Linked DNA regions of Homo sapiens: region 1 is linked to region 2. Evidence: read pairs that join two places in POLR2A ChIA-PET (ENCODE). Cell type or tissue: MCF 10A. All regions are shown on one strand. Each heading gives the region's core, and the rest is flanking DNA. Links, peaks and the distances in the headings are about the cores only.

The links. ChIA-PET counts read pairs that join two places held together with the same protein. Peaks named below come from ENCODE experiments on the same cell type or tissue, not always from the same donor. Only the 100,000 strongest peaks of a DNase experiment are listed, where the experiment ranks them.
Region 1: POLR2A ChIA-PET joins it to region 2 with 11 read pairs; 4 of 35 experiments call an interaction of 5 or more read pairs at or near these places.

The regions. Positions count from the first base shown.
Region 1 is chr1:205,947,085-205,954,186 of GRCh38, reverse strand. The region is part of intron 2 of SLC26A9-AS1 (SLC26A9 and RAB7B antisense RNA 1); the gene reads right to left. Among named protein-coding and RNA genes, the nearest start is that of SLC26A9, 7.2 kb to the right of the region's middle. In MCF 10A, for the core only: no CTCF peak of the experiment used is centred there; DNase peaks (open chromatin) are centred at 2,826 and 3,686.
Region 2 is chr1:205,746,445-205,753,546 of GRCh38, reverse strand. It overlaps NUCKS1 (nuclear casein kinase and cyclin dependent kinase substrate 1), which reads left to right and starts at 3,365. Exons shown (of 7, transcript NM_022731.5): 1 at 3,365-3,590. The coding sequence starts at 3,574. RefSeq lists an enhancer at 2,922-3,171 and a silencer at 3,592-4,191. In MCF 10A, for the core only: no CTCF peak of the experiment used is centred there; DNase peaks (open chromatin) are centred at 3,246, 3,996, 4,556 and 4,996.

The DNA.
Region 1 (7,102 bases), core at 746-5,745, 200 kb before region 2:
CTACCTCCGTAGGACCCTCTCAGCTCCTCTCCCAAGGCCTTGGTTTGTTTGCTTTGGTGGAGCAGAGGCCAGCAGCTGTTCTGTAGCTCTCCTCCCTGGCTTCCTTCTCACACTATCCCCTGTGTTCATTTGCTTGGGCAGTCCCAATAACTGCTGTAGATGTCACTGGACCGCCAGACACATGGAAATCTGCATCTCACAGACCCCCCACCACTTCACTGTTCTGAGAGCCAAAGGGTCCTGCTTCCCAGGTAACCACTTGCCCAGCAGGCAAGTAGCCCCCCTTCTCTGTATTCAAAGCCAAGAATGCTCTTTCTCTCCCACTCCCAGGCATAGACATAAGCAAGGGGTATATTTCCTATGTGCCTCTTGCTTCATTCTTTCATTGCTTTTCTTTCTGCCTGGGCTTGAAGGCTTTCACCAGTAAGGTTTTACACATTATTCATCCAGCTACTTCTAGGCAAGTCCACTTGAACTGTCTCTACCAGCCCCACCCCCACCCCCTTCACCAGAGGATAAGCATTTTTTTTATGTTTATAGAAACTATCATACACCCTTCAGAATATTCCACACCATCCAGTCTCTGATCTAATACCCATACCCTGGGAAGCTTTCCTTTGTGTCTAACCTGAATCCTGCATGCTGCTTTTCTATAGAAGCTGAGGGGCCTGGGGCTTGGGGTCTGTGGTTCTTGATCTGGGTGTGCTCATGTCAGGTGTGCAGGGCTGTGTTTGTGTAATTGGTGGGGCAGCAAAATCAGGTGCACTAGGGTCAAACCAACCTTTCTTCCCTACTGGCCCTTTATCCTACACTCCACCCAGGCACCTGGTGTGGCTGGGCTACTTGAGGTGAAAGAGCAAGTCCCCACCCCACCCCCACCCCAGTCTCCCTGGGCTAAGGACTTGTCTCAGATGACACTTCTCCACCCAGAGGACAGCCTAGTGTGGTTCACCTTGGGTTAATCCATCTGGAAGCAGCAGCCCCAGGACACCTCTTCCTCCCCAAACCCCAACTTCCTCAGACAAATCTAAGCCCACAGAACAATTTACCTTACAGTCTTAGAGTAAGGGCAGGAATTGGAATAGGAACCAGGTATGTGACAACAACAAACTCTCTACTTGGTCTGGGAGAGGCCGGCATGTCTTTCACATTTACAGAAGAAGAAACTGAGACCTCAGTTGGTGAAATGTCTCCCCCAAAGTCAACACAATTCCCTCTTCTCGAAGCCATCCTCAATGTTCACAACTTCCTGAGTGTAAGTCACAAACCATCATTTTTCAGCCTGGCAGTGTATAGAAATAAGAGCACAAGGCTAGAAGTCAGGAACCCTGAGAGCTAACCCAAGCTTGGGCATATCCTAGGTGGGGGTAACGGATCCTCAGTCTCCACATATGCAAAATGGGGATAAATAGCTTCAGATAATGCATACTAAAGCACTCTATAAACTCTAAGTGCCCTACAAATGCAAGGAACTATTAAAGCACTATTTTTTCTTAACCTCGATTAGTAGCACAACTTCATCTATCACCTGCTTACTATAAGAGACAATAAGAGGGGCCTGGAAGTTACTAAACCCACAGGGTTCTTTCCTGATCCAAAAGACCTCCAATGCTTGCTTTCTCTTCTCACTCTAAGCAGGAGACAGAGGTGAGCCAAGCAGGAAGACTATGCCCTCATCCAATGAGGCTTAACTTATGCTGGGGCATTAATTACCAAGCTTCCATTGTTAAAGATGCACAGGGCTAGGTGACCTGGAAGACCCTATACTAGAATCCAGAGTCTGGGTAGGTCTGATGAGCTAGTGAATCAAAGGTCCTCCAGACCTCTATTTACAGGAAAGGAAGAGTCCCTGTGATCAAATCCCTTGGTGCAGAGAAGAACTCAGGAAATGGGCTTCTATGACCTCTTTCCCCAGCTAGGCCCTTGGGTTCCATCCAGCCCTTAGAGAGGGGGTTGGGGGGACGGTGCAGGACTACAGCAGAAGCAGAAAGAGCTGTTCTCACCAGGGACTTAATGAGACTCAGGACCCATGTGTGTGTTAAAGACTAATGTCCCATTATAAAGAGAACCTCAATACAGTAGATTACAGAATATAGGAGTTTTTCTCTTCTTGGGACACTAGTGAGTCTCAAAGTGAGCAGTCCTGGCTGCTGGCATTCTCAGCTTCCTGAGGTCATTCACAGGCCCAGGTTCCTTCCCCCTGTTGCTTTCCCACTTGCCAGGCCATTGTTATCATGCATAGTGAAATCTGGGTCCCCACCACATCTAGGCTCCAGCTGGCAGGAAGAGGAGAGGGCATGCAGGAAGCATGCCCAACAACTCAAGACCCAGACCTGTAAGTGGCCGGCCTCATTCTCCATTCCACAGTCCAGTGAAGACTCAGCCACATGGCCACACCTCATTACAAGGAAGGCTGGAAAGTAGAGTCCCACTTGGCCACCACGTGTCCTACCACAATGCAGTCTCTGACGGTGGATAGCTAGCAGTCTGCACCATAGCACCATCAGGGTTGGGACAACACAGTGTGACACAGATTGGAGAGATGCCACGACCCACACTTCTGCATGGTACATGATGTGGCAGCTGGTCATAGTGTGCCCTGAGATGCTGGGCCCTCAAGGGTTGGAGCTCCGGCACATGGCACCAGAGCAGGAGAGCAGAATTCTCAGGAGGGACCCTGTCTTCATGACCCATGGGCAAGAGACAGTAAGAACAAGTCTGGAGCAGAAGAGTCTACCCAGAGACACCCCAGAGACTCCCAAGCATAACCACGGCAAACTATAGCTGAGGAAGGACACGAGCTCTGAGTCAGAGGGAGGGGACACAAGCCAGCAAAATGTGGGTAAGTCGCAATCACATGAGCTCACCAGCTGGTGGGGTGTGGCTGCAACTGAAGCACATCTTTGGAACCCTTGGATCTCCAAAGAGCATAACTACAACCACAATAAATTATGGTTATTCTAATTGCCCAGGGGCAGGACTCAGGATGGGACGTTCAGTCAACAGGTAAGCACTCTTGTTAAAATGCTTAGTATGTTTTGGTCCGCAAAGGAGACAAAACAAGCAAACATCCCAAATCTTATGCTCCAGGAATGAAGCCTCCCATTAGAGCCAAATCCCTGACAACATGTGGTCAAGTATCTAACTGCAGTTACCACCTGAGAGTGCTGTGGGAGTGTGGGTACAACCAGAGCACACGGCAGTCATCAGGGAGATGTGGCTTTAGCTGAAGTGCTGAAGCCGAGGCAAGAAGGGAGAGCATTCCATCCAAGCTGGATGGGGAGAGGGCATAGAGAAAGGGCAGTGTTAGTGGGCTGGGCCCTCTGGGGCTGAGAAGTGTTAGACCTTGAGCTAAGTGCTTTTCATGCATTACTTTGTTTAATATTCCCAAAGTCACTCTGAGGTAGGTGCTGCTGGTACCCACATCTTGCAGATGAGGAGGCCAAGAGCTCAGGGAAGTTTATTAACTCACCCATAATCACACAGCTTGTTTCTGGGGGGGACAGAGCCAATCTCAGGACACTCCGGTTGCACACAGAGCCTGCACTCAGTCTCCTTGCCAGGGCCAGTGGGGGTGTCAGAACTTCTCAGGCAAACTTGCTCCTGCCCTTGGCAAACAGCCCCAGATGGTCACATCCCAGGCTGGCGAGTCCCTGCTGCCTCTGAGCTCCCTGCTCGGTGGAACAGCTCAAGTCCTGCCCGCAAGCTTGGCGTCCTGCCTGCCCCCGAAGATGTCTTCAGCAGGAATCACAGCCAATGAATGTACCAGCAGGACAAGACAAGCTAAATGCTCAAGAGGCTCCCAGGGAACAATGCGGCCCTCTGAGCAGGCCAGGCCAGAGCACAGTCCTGGAGGGCTGACAGGAATTAGCCCCAGCTGACCAAGAACCCACTCACTCGGTGACCTGTTTCCTGTACTCTGGGGGTGAAGGTACTTCTTGAGGGTTGGACCCCAGCGCCACTCAGCCAGCCTTTGTCACACCTACCTAGGGCCTGCCTGCTGTGCCGGGAGACCCAGAGAAATGGCCCCAGCTGAGGTCCCAGCAGGCCAGTCCCTGTTTTCCTCCTCTACCCTCACACTGGGCCCACTTTGCTCAGGGAATCCCATGCACAGTTCACACTTGACTCCAATCCCAGTTGGAGAGTGGAGTTTAGGCTGGTCAGGGCACCTGAGTGTGTCCCAGACTAAAGCCCTGGCTTGGTTCCAGTCTCCTTCCTAGGGTGGACATGCCCCTTCTCTAGGGCTGCAAGCCTATCCTTGACCCTGCTACCAGCTCCGCCTTAGCCCTCAGTGATCAGTTCTGGCAAGGTTGCTGGAAAGGGGGAGGGTAGAATCAGGGAACTAAGTACCCTGACCTTGGCAGGTAAAAAAACCCCACAGCAATAGGAGGTTTACTTTGCAGAGGGGTGCTGATAAATTTCTGGACTTGTCCCCCAAACTCTCATGGTAGACACATGCCCCTCCACACTCCCTTCCCTCCAATGTGAACTGGAGCAGCCCCTGCTACAAGACTCTGTTCTTGCAAAAGCTGCCTACACCTGTGGGTCTGGCTCTAGAGAGTCTGGTTTATTCCTTAGGCAGGAAAGCTCCAGGTAACTAGAAGGTGAGAGGGCTCAGCTGCATCCACGGCTAGGCAAAGGTCCACTGGTCACCAGGGAGCATGTGGAGGTGAGGAGGGAGGAAGAGGAAAGGTGTACTACATACACAGGTCCCCCTCTCTTTTAGAAAAGCATTCTCACTCTTGTTCAAAATTCACACTGCAGACACACATACACACATTCACTCACACCCTTTCCACTTGGCACCTTCCAAAAGGAGAAAAGGCAGAGGGGGCTGGGGCTCCAGGGCTCAGGTGCAGGTACTGCCACCATGGTTTTGCTCTGCTGGAGAAGCTTGGGTGGGGAGCCTTCTGGAACCCATTCTGCCACTTGGCTGCATCTCTGGGAGATTGTGAGGCAAGACCTGCAAACAGGAGCTCTGCACTCCTGGCTCCCTGGGACAAGGGAGCAAGGGCCATTCATTGTGCAGTTGAGAAGGGCCTCGCCTAGCTGGGGTATGGCTGAAGGGCTGATTACACTGCACTGTCAGAGAGATGATGGAGATAAGCAGATGGCCATGCCACTAGTGGTCATTCCTGGGCCCTGTCTTTGTGCCGGAAGGAAAGGAATTCACCTTACAACCGCACCTCCTTTTTTGCCACTCAGCCCCCTTCACAGATGAATAAATTGAGCCTGGGAGTTTAATACTTTGCCCCAGGTCTCATGACTAGCAAACCCCAGAGCTAAGATCTGAGGCTAAAGTTTTCTTTCTTCCAGTACATTCTGATGTCTCACAAGTGCTTGTGATACAGTCCCGGGCCTCAAGGAACCACTGGGAGACAAAACTAACCTAGAAGACCTAGAATACCTCACTTTCCGCCGGCAGTGTGGTTCAGACTGCACAGCTGTTGGCACTCAGAAAACAGAGGTCTGTGTGGTCAGGAGTCACCAGGGAGGAAGAGTCAGGTGGATTGGATCAGGTGGTGGGTATTAGGCACCTTCCAGTCTCAGACTCTTTCCTGGAGAATGTGGAATAGGAAGAGGGAGATGGGAAGGTATCATTTTCCTATGACTTTACTGCAGTCAGAAAAACCACCTCTGCCATAATACCCTCGCTGCCTAAGCCAGATCCTAGAGATAGGGTGAGGCCTGGTGCCCAAGATTCTCAATTCCATGCTTCTCCAGCTCTCTCAGTTCTCCCTGAATTGGGGGTCTACATCCCCTGCTTAGAAGCAGCCCCTACACCCAGGTTAATATGTGCTTGGCTTAAGGTCCCGGTGTCAGGATTGCAGCCAGGAGGCCCATCAGTCAACATTAACCACCTGGAACTCACCTCCTCCTTAGCTCTAGCCCCAGTCTCAGCATTCCCAGGGCAGTGTGAACTGCCCTGAACACCCTCACCCAGGCCAATTTCTGGTTCTGAGCAGAATCATTTCCTCTTTCTAGAAGCTGCAGGACCCGCCCACCTAGGAGTTGTATCCTCCTGGGCTCCCAAGCCCTGACACTGCAGACCTGCTTCCCCCACACCCCCAACCCCAACCCTAAACCACTCCTAAAGGAGTGCCGAGTTCAGATGGGCAGAACAGTCCCTCTGCAGCGGCAGCTGGCATATGCCCACCTCGGAGCCCAGGGTGTGTCTGGGTAATGACCGAATGGGGAGTGGGAGGAGGTCCCCACATGACTTCTTGCCCTCTTTGTGGAGAGAGGGCTCGGTTTGTGCTCCAGGGCCAGGGTGGAGGGATAGGATGGGGTCCTGAAGCAGGCACCGACCTGAGCCATCTCCTCAGCTCTGCCATTATCTCTCTCTCGGTGACTTTGGGCAGGTCCCTGGCCCCCTCATATGTAAAATGAGGGAGGTGAACCAGATGGACCCTAAGGCCCCTTCCTTGTCTCCCGTTCTATGGTTTGTGCCACGTCCTTTCCTCCGGCCTCAGATGTGCAGGGATCATGGTCAATGCTGACCTGACTGTCTCCAGACAAGAACTGTCCAGACCCTCGCCACCTCAGAGTCCACCCTAAGCTTCCTCCTAACATATTGTCCCCCAGCTCTGTCATTGTGTGTATTCTAGAAGCCTCCTCTGCCTGCTCCTGCCAGGGTCTTGATCTCCCAAGGACTGGTTCTCACTGGGTCTGGCGTGCCCAGTGCCTAGCACAGTGCTGGGCACATGCTAGGAGTTCCCTGTGTTGAAAGACCAAGCACTGGCTGGCATCACCCTACTCACCTTGCCTTCCATGTCTCCTGACCAGCCTAAGATACTCACAGCTGGGGTACTTGAGCCCCTGGGCTTCCCAGGGGAGAGAAGTGAGGATTCGCTTCTCCTTGGGTACCTCTGCAGTCCCACCAGTCCTCAAGCACTCATGAAACTGGCAGCCGCGCAGGGCCAGGCCAGATCCTGCCACTGCAGGGCAGGGTGGTGAAGACTTTGCTGTCTTTAGCCTTAAGGTATTTGCTTAAGTCATTGGGCTGCTCTGCCCAAAACATGTTTCTGCCCACACCCTTGGCACCCACACAGGGCACACGTGCAAGAAGCCAGCAGGTGCAGATAAGACCAGAGGCTCAAGG
Region 2 (7,102 bases), core at 1,046-6,045:
AACAAGAATTCCTCTGCCCCATCTCACAATACCAAATAATGATGTTTACTAAAATAATAACAATTTGGCCTAATAAAAGAGCCTCCACCAAAGCCACTTGGTGATCACTCTGCCACCCAAGTTTCTGCCCTGGCATTCTGACAATAGTGGGGATGGTAATACACTTAGTCAAAACATATATGGAGCCGGGCGCGGTGGCTCACGCCTGTAATCCCAGCACTTTGGGAGGCTGAGGTGGGTGGATCACTTGAGGTCAGGAGTTCGAGACCAGCCTGGCAAACATAGTGAAACCCCGTCTCTACTAAAAATACAAAAAGCCAGGTGTGGTGGCGCATGCCTGTAATCCCAGCTACTCTGAGGCTAAGGCAGGAGAATTGCTTGAACCCGGGAGGTAGAGGCTGCAGTGAGCCAGACCAGGTGACAGGGCTAGACTCTATCTAAAAAAAAAAAAAAGGCTGGGCGTGGTGGCTCATGCCTGTAATCCCAGCACTTTGGGAGGCCGAGGCGGGTGGATCACCTGAGGTCAGGAGTTTGAGACCAGCCTGGCCAACGTAATGAAACTCCGTCTGTACTAAAAATACAAAAATTAGCCAGGCGTGGTGGCGGGCATCTGTAGTCTCAGCTACTTGGGAGGCTGAGGCAGGAGAATGGCGTGAACCTGGGAGGCGGAGTTTGCAGTGAGCAGAGATCGCACCACTGCACTCCAGCCTGGGCAACAGAGCGAGACTCCGTTTCAAAAAAAAAAAAAAAAACCGTATATGGACACTCATTAGGATGGCTATTGTAAAAAACTTACTGTTGGCAAGGACATGGGGAAATTGGAACACTTGCACATTGCTGGTAGGAGTGTAAAATGATACAGCTGATGGAGAATCCATACGGCAATTCTTCAAAAAATTAAACAGAATAGCTGTATGATCTAGCAATTCCATTTCTGGGTATATATCCAGAAAGGAAAGCAGGTACTCAAACATATTTGTACTCCCACTTGCCCAGCAACATCATTCACAATAGCCATAAGGTGGAAGCAACCCAAGTGTCCATTGATGGATGAGTGGATAAACAAAATGTGGCATATACATACAGTGGAATATTATTTGGCCTTTAAGAGAAAGGAAATTTTGACACTTGCTACAACATGGATAAACCTGGATGCCATTATGCTAAGTGAAATAAGCCAGTCACAAAAGGACAAATACTGTATGATTACACTAACATGAGATTCCTAGAGCAGTCAGGTTCATACAGACAGAAAGTAAAATGGTGGTTGCCAGCGGCTATGGGGAAGGGGGAAAGTGGGGAGTTAGTGTTTAATGGGCACAGAGTTTCAGTTTGGGAAAATGAGAAAGTTCTGGTGTTGAATCGTGGTGATGGTTGCATAACAATGTGAATGTACTTAACGCCACTTAACTGTACACTTAGAGACAGTTAAAGTGGTACATTTATGTTATGTATTTTTTTTTTAACCACAATTTAAAAAAATTGCGGGGGACGGGTGCGGTGGCTCACTCCTGTAATGCCAGCACTTTGGGAGGCCAAGGCAGGCAGATCACTTGAGGTCAAGAGTTCAAGACCAGCCTGGCCAACATGGTGAAACCCCATCTCCACAATAAAATACCAAAATTAGCTGGGCATGGTGGAGCACGCCTGTAATCCCAGCTACTTGGGAGGCTGAGGCAGGAGAATCGCTTGAACCCGGGTGGTGGAAGTTTCAGTGTGCAGAGATCGTGCCACTGCAATCCAGCCTGGGGAGCATAGTGAGTGAGACTCCGTCTCGAAAAAATAAAAATTAAAAATAAAAATAAGAGGGACAGAGGGTGGAATGACATGGAAGAGACAAAAGATATTAATTTGTTTAATGCTTCACTGGTGGACTGTGCTATTCTCTTCTTTTTGGGAAGCCAGATTTTACAAAGGGAGACTTTCAGGAGGCAGATGTGGTGTGTTTTTTGTTGTTGTTGTTTGGAAAGTGTATCTTCAATTGGTTGTTAACTGACTGCTCATTGGAGACTTCTGCCAGATGCGCCCAGATCATTAGTCCGTTTGAATCATCACGTCTTCCAGGCCCCACCCTACTCTCTGATAGGCCCCACCTTCACCGTGGGGTCCTGTTAGTCAAGATGCTCTGAGAGCGCACAGCCACCAAACAAAAATGATCGCTTTGACTGTGACAGGGATTGACGTCTATTTTCGATAGCAGACTCAGCCTTAGCCATTCACATAGGAATCCTGAGCTCTGCCTTTGAGAGTATTAGGCATCCAACAAATGCTCACGGATTTAAGTGAAATGATGTGCGTTACTTTCAGTTATATGACTTCGAAGAGTCTTTGTTTTGTTTTTCAAAGTGCAAGGGTAAATCAATAGAATTCATAGGGTCTTGAGCCAGCTCCACCCATCTCTACCCAGGGACGGAATCATCTTTTAAAACTTGGATTTAACACTTACGTAGCACTTACTGTGAGCCAGAGACTATCCTAAAGACTTTTGATAGATATATCAACTCATTTAATACTAATAAGCCTATGCAGTTAGGTACCCTTGTTTCCCATTTTACAGATGAGAAAACTGAGGCACAGAGAAGGAAAGTTATACCACCATTAAGTAGTGGACCTGGGATTCCACCTGAAATACCTTGTGGCCCCTGAGCTCATGCTCTTAGTTATTGTACACCTGACTCTTTTCTTAAAATAGTAATGCACCAGACTGGGACTTTAATGACCCTGAAGTGGATCTCAAGGTCCAGAATGGAGAATGGTAATTGGGGGTGAAGATATTCCTTGATTATGATCCTGCCTCTCTACTCCAGCAGCCTCATTTGGTCCCTGAGGGTTAATGCCGAAGCCAGGGTAAGGGGCTTGTAGGTTTAAGGTCAAATTTTTTGAACCTAAGGAATTTCCCTCCAATTCTGTAGCAGCCCCGCAGTGACGAATCTGCTGCCTCTCCCACGGGTTTTGCTATTAGAGGATTTTCAAGGTGATCAAGGCAGACGAGATGAAACACCATTAAACTAACACTGAGCAACGCTGAACCCTACATAAATCTTTTTTTCTAGTCTTTCTAAGATACGACCCCAGACGAATCTGCAACTCTGGAGTGGAAACCAGGGGGCGGGCTAAGCAGCGACCATTTTTGTTTTGCGGCCGTGCGCTCTCAGAGCATCTTGACTAACAGGACCCCCACGGTGAAGGTGGAGCCTATCAGAGAGCAGGGCGGGGCCTGGAAGACGTGATGATTCAAACGGACTAATGATCTGGGCGCATCTGGCAGAAGTCTCCAATGAGCAGGCGTGTTGGGGAGGAGCGCACAAACCCTAGTGGGTTTGGTTGCACGGCGGCTTTGGCGCATTTTCGGCTGGTTTGATTCATCCATTTTGAAGAGACGGGGGAGCGGGGGGCTCGTCTGTTCCAGGAGCCCTGAACCAAAGAGCAGCGGAGTTTGAGAAGCCAGCAGCTCGGGGTTCGGCAGCAGCGGTCCCATCGGCTGAAGTTCGGGGGGGGTGGGGCGCCGAGCGCGCGGGGTGGGGGGGGTCCTGGTCTTTGGCTTCTCGACTCGGTCCTGTTTCGACAGCGAACATGTCGCGGCCTGTCAGGTCAGTGCGGAGTCTGAGGCCTGGAGCGGGTTGGAGGGGGATGGGGGCGAGTGGTGAAAAGAGTGGGGGACAGAAGGCTAGAGTCCGCCATCCCCGGTGCCGCGCGCGGCCTCCTCCCTTTCGGGGCCCGCGCGCACCCTTGAGCGTGGGGGGCCCTGCTGGCGCGCGGGGGTGGTGGCTGCGCGCCCGTGCGCGCGCCCCTCCCCGCCCCGCGCCGCTGCAGGGCTCCGGTCTGCTCAGCTGCCTCCCCCACCCACCGCACTAGAGCGGGCGGGGTGTCCCTGAGCCGCCAGCGGCCGGAGGGGGAGGGGTGTGAAGTCAGCGCCCCCAAGAGGCCCCACCTCCTCGGGGCCGTCCCCTTGGAGCCAGCGCGGGGAGGCGGGCGGACTCGAGCTCCACTCCCCACCTTCAGCGAGGAGGGGCGGAGGCACCCGTATTGCCCCTTCCCCCAGCGACTGGCGCGGGGGTGGGGGCCCTGAGCCCTCTCTGTAGCGGACGGGGGTGTTCCTGGCAAAGGGGGAGGGGCAGCACTGCCAACCGGCCCCGCCTCTGTCCTTCGGGGTCGCTGCAGGCCCCGCCTCCCGGATCGGGCCGAGCGTGGGCGGGACCCGTTTTTTTCCCCCCGGGCAAAAGTGAGAGTTCGGGACTGGATCCTGGAAAATAATGGGCTGCTGCCTCTCTCCCCACCTCAGAGTTTTGAGAGAGTTAACCCCAAAGTTCGCTCTTTCTCTCCGACTAGAAATGTCCTTCCTCGGGGAAATGTCCGTACTCAGGGAGGTGCGGGTTAACAGCACGGCCCAAATCCCGTGTGGTTCTCGTTCCACTCTCACCCGCGTACGCGTCTCGGGATATTTTTGTAACCCTCTTGTCCCCGAGTGACTTTAGTAATAAAAGGGCTAGGTTCGGGTAACCATCAGACTTCATTCTCGGAATTTCAACAAGTTTGCTATTCCCCCAGCTGTCGGTGGAATCGTCCTATGCCATTCTCCAGGCTATTGTATGGAATGTGCCATTTATGGAGGGGTGTGGTTTAGTCCAATCTGTTGAGGCCTTAAAAAGGAGAGCTGTTGCAAATAAATATTTTTAATGTAAGGAATTGGCTTCTTTGCATAGTGTGTTTTCTAAATAAATAGATAAAGGCTTAGTTTTTAAATGTTTTAACAGTCGTTGCTTCCCCTTCATTCCAAGTTGTGTGGGAAACGGAAGTACCTTTAATTAGAGTTCTAAAGAGAGGTTTGGGACCCTGGCAAGGGTTTTGTTCTACACCGTTCTGTCTCCAGACTAGATCATCCTCCAACTGGTGGTGGTATGAGACTGCGTACTCCTACACACGGGGTGGGAATGAGGAGAAAGCTGCTGTTAGCTCTGTTTCAATCAGCATCTGTGGTAACTCACGATCTCTACTCTGAAAGTTATGCTGGCCTTTTGGCAAGGAGTCTGGATAGCTCTTTCAGAGTATAGTTTGCGTAATTTTTTTGGCATAAAACTTGACCAATGTATCCATCAACTCACGTAGAATATTTTCTTTAGGATCAGGTAAAATAATAAAATAAAGATTTATTTTACCTGGATTGGATCTTTTGTCTTCTGGAAGTAATTACTGTGTGGTCAAATTAGGTCAAATTAGGAAAAATAATTCCTCTACCTTTTAAATTTTAGTTCACTAAGTTTTGATGACTTTATTTTATTGTGGTGACGTTCTTATCTCATCTGCCTGAATTTGTTTTCCCAGATTTAGGTATTGGAACATGAACAGAACATTTTTACTGGAAAACTTGGATTTTTTATGTTACCATGTGGGGATATATATATTAAGCACATTCTATCAGTTTTTTGGAGGCATTGGGACTTCTGCACAACTTTTTTATTACTCAGTATGTTGTTTAAACTAATTTTGACCTTGTTTATTTCCCCTAATTGAAGAGTGAAGTTAATATGTTGTGGGCTGTTTTTTTTTTTCTTTGCCATTTTCAAATTATTAATTTCAGAGCAAGTTGGTTACGGAGTATATTTTAGTCATAAATTCTTTGTAATTATTTTTTAAAAGAAGTCTTTATTCATGACCAATAATAAAGCAGAAATAATTAAACTTGAGTTTGGTGGTTTGTTAAATTTTGCAATAAAAAAGTCCTGACTTAGGGAAATGATGTTGTTTCAAAGTATAATTGAAGAATCTATATTCCCTTAGTGCATTTAACATCAACGAAAAAAGTGATAGACATTGACCTGATTTCAGAATCATCAGCCTTGTTTTAAAAACAAAAAAGCACAAGTTGGAAAATATTGTCACTGTGTCGTCTTTTGGGGTATTTCTGCCCTTAGGCCTGTGTATAATTTTGCAGTTTTTCTGGTTCTCATTGTACCATAAATATCCATTTTTATTTTAATATGAACCTAAACATTTTAAGAGCATTTGGAAATGTACCTATGGCACCTTAGCATCAATTTCCAAATGAAGGGTGGTATGGTGGACCTATTGGCTACTGCATGGTTTTGCAAAGACCTGTGTCTAGCACGTTATGTTTAACTTTGTTCATACAAGATTGCTGTCTTTACCCTTTGCAGTGGCCGACTGTTAAATGAGAGCTCAAATATTTTAGGCCTTGGATTCAAATTAATAGCTTAAAATTAGCCTTGGAGCTAGGAAGAGGTTTAGGCAAACTCACTTTATTAAACCTAGTTTAATGGGGACCTGGATAAGTGAGGTGCCTTGCATCACGAACTAGCAGGTGCAAATGTTGGGCTGAGAACCTAGATTTCCCAATTCCCAATTCCCAATTCTGGTCCCCACCCGCATGATCGCTGTACCTTCTGCCCGATCAATATTAATGTTATTAGTGCTGATTAAAGAACATAGTATGTAACATTTTTAACTTTTTTAAGTGCTTTCATGAGTCAACTTTGTGAGGAAGGAAGGAAAATGCCATTACTTGTAAGAGGTGAGAAAGAAAGCTCAGATTTACTGACTTGCCCAAACTAGAAACCAGATTTCTTGAAATTCAGCTGTTACACTCTCCAGAGATCCTCCTCCCTTATTGAAAGTGATCCAGGTTGCTCAAACCAATCTTTTTGCTTCTCCTTGTAACCTAAGTGTGCTTGATACCTTTTGTTTAACACTTGAGATTGTAAGGAACCTTACCATTGAAAATTTAGATGTGAAAACATAAGCTCTTACAAGTTGTTATAGAATTTATTTTATTGTTTGTCATGTTTATAAGTAGTGTTGAGAATTAACGGCTTTCCCAGGATTCCAGTTTGCTTTCTTTTCAAAGAGAATTGTTTGGGCCATGCCTGGATTCTAAAAATATTCTCTCCCCCAAAACAATTGGTTTCAAGAAGTCCTCAGCTAAAGAGAAAAACTAGAAACTTGAAAATTCAAGGTAGTTCAAAATGTGTTACCAAATGTGCACATGAAGACACAAGTTTAATATGGTTGTAGATGAGACTGGCTCATTCTCTTATTCTCTAGTGTGTGTGTGTGTGTGTGTGTGTGTGTGTGTGTGAGAGAGAGA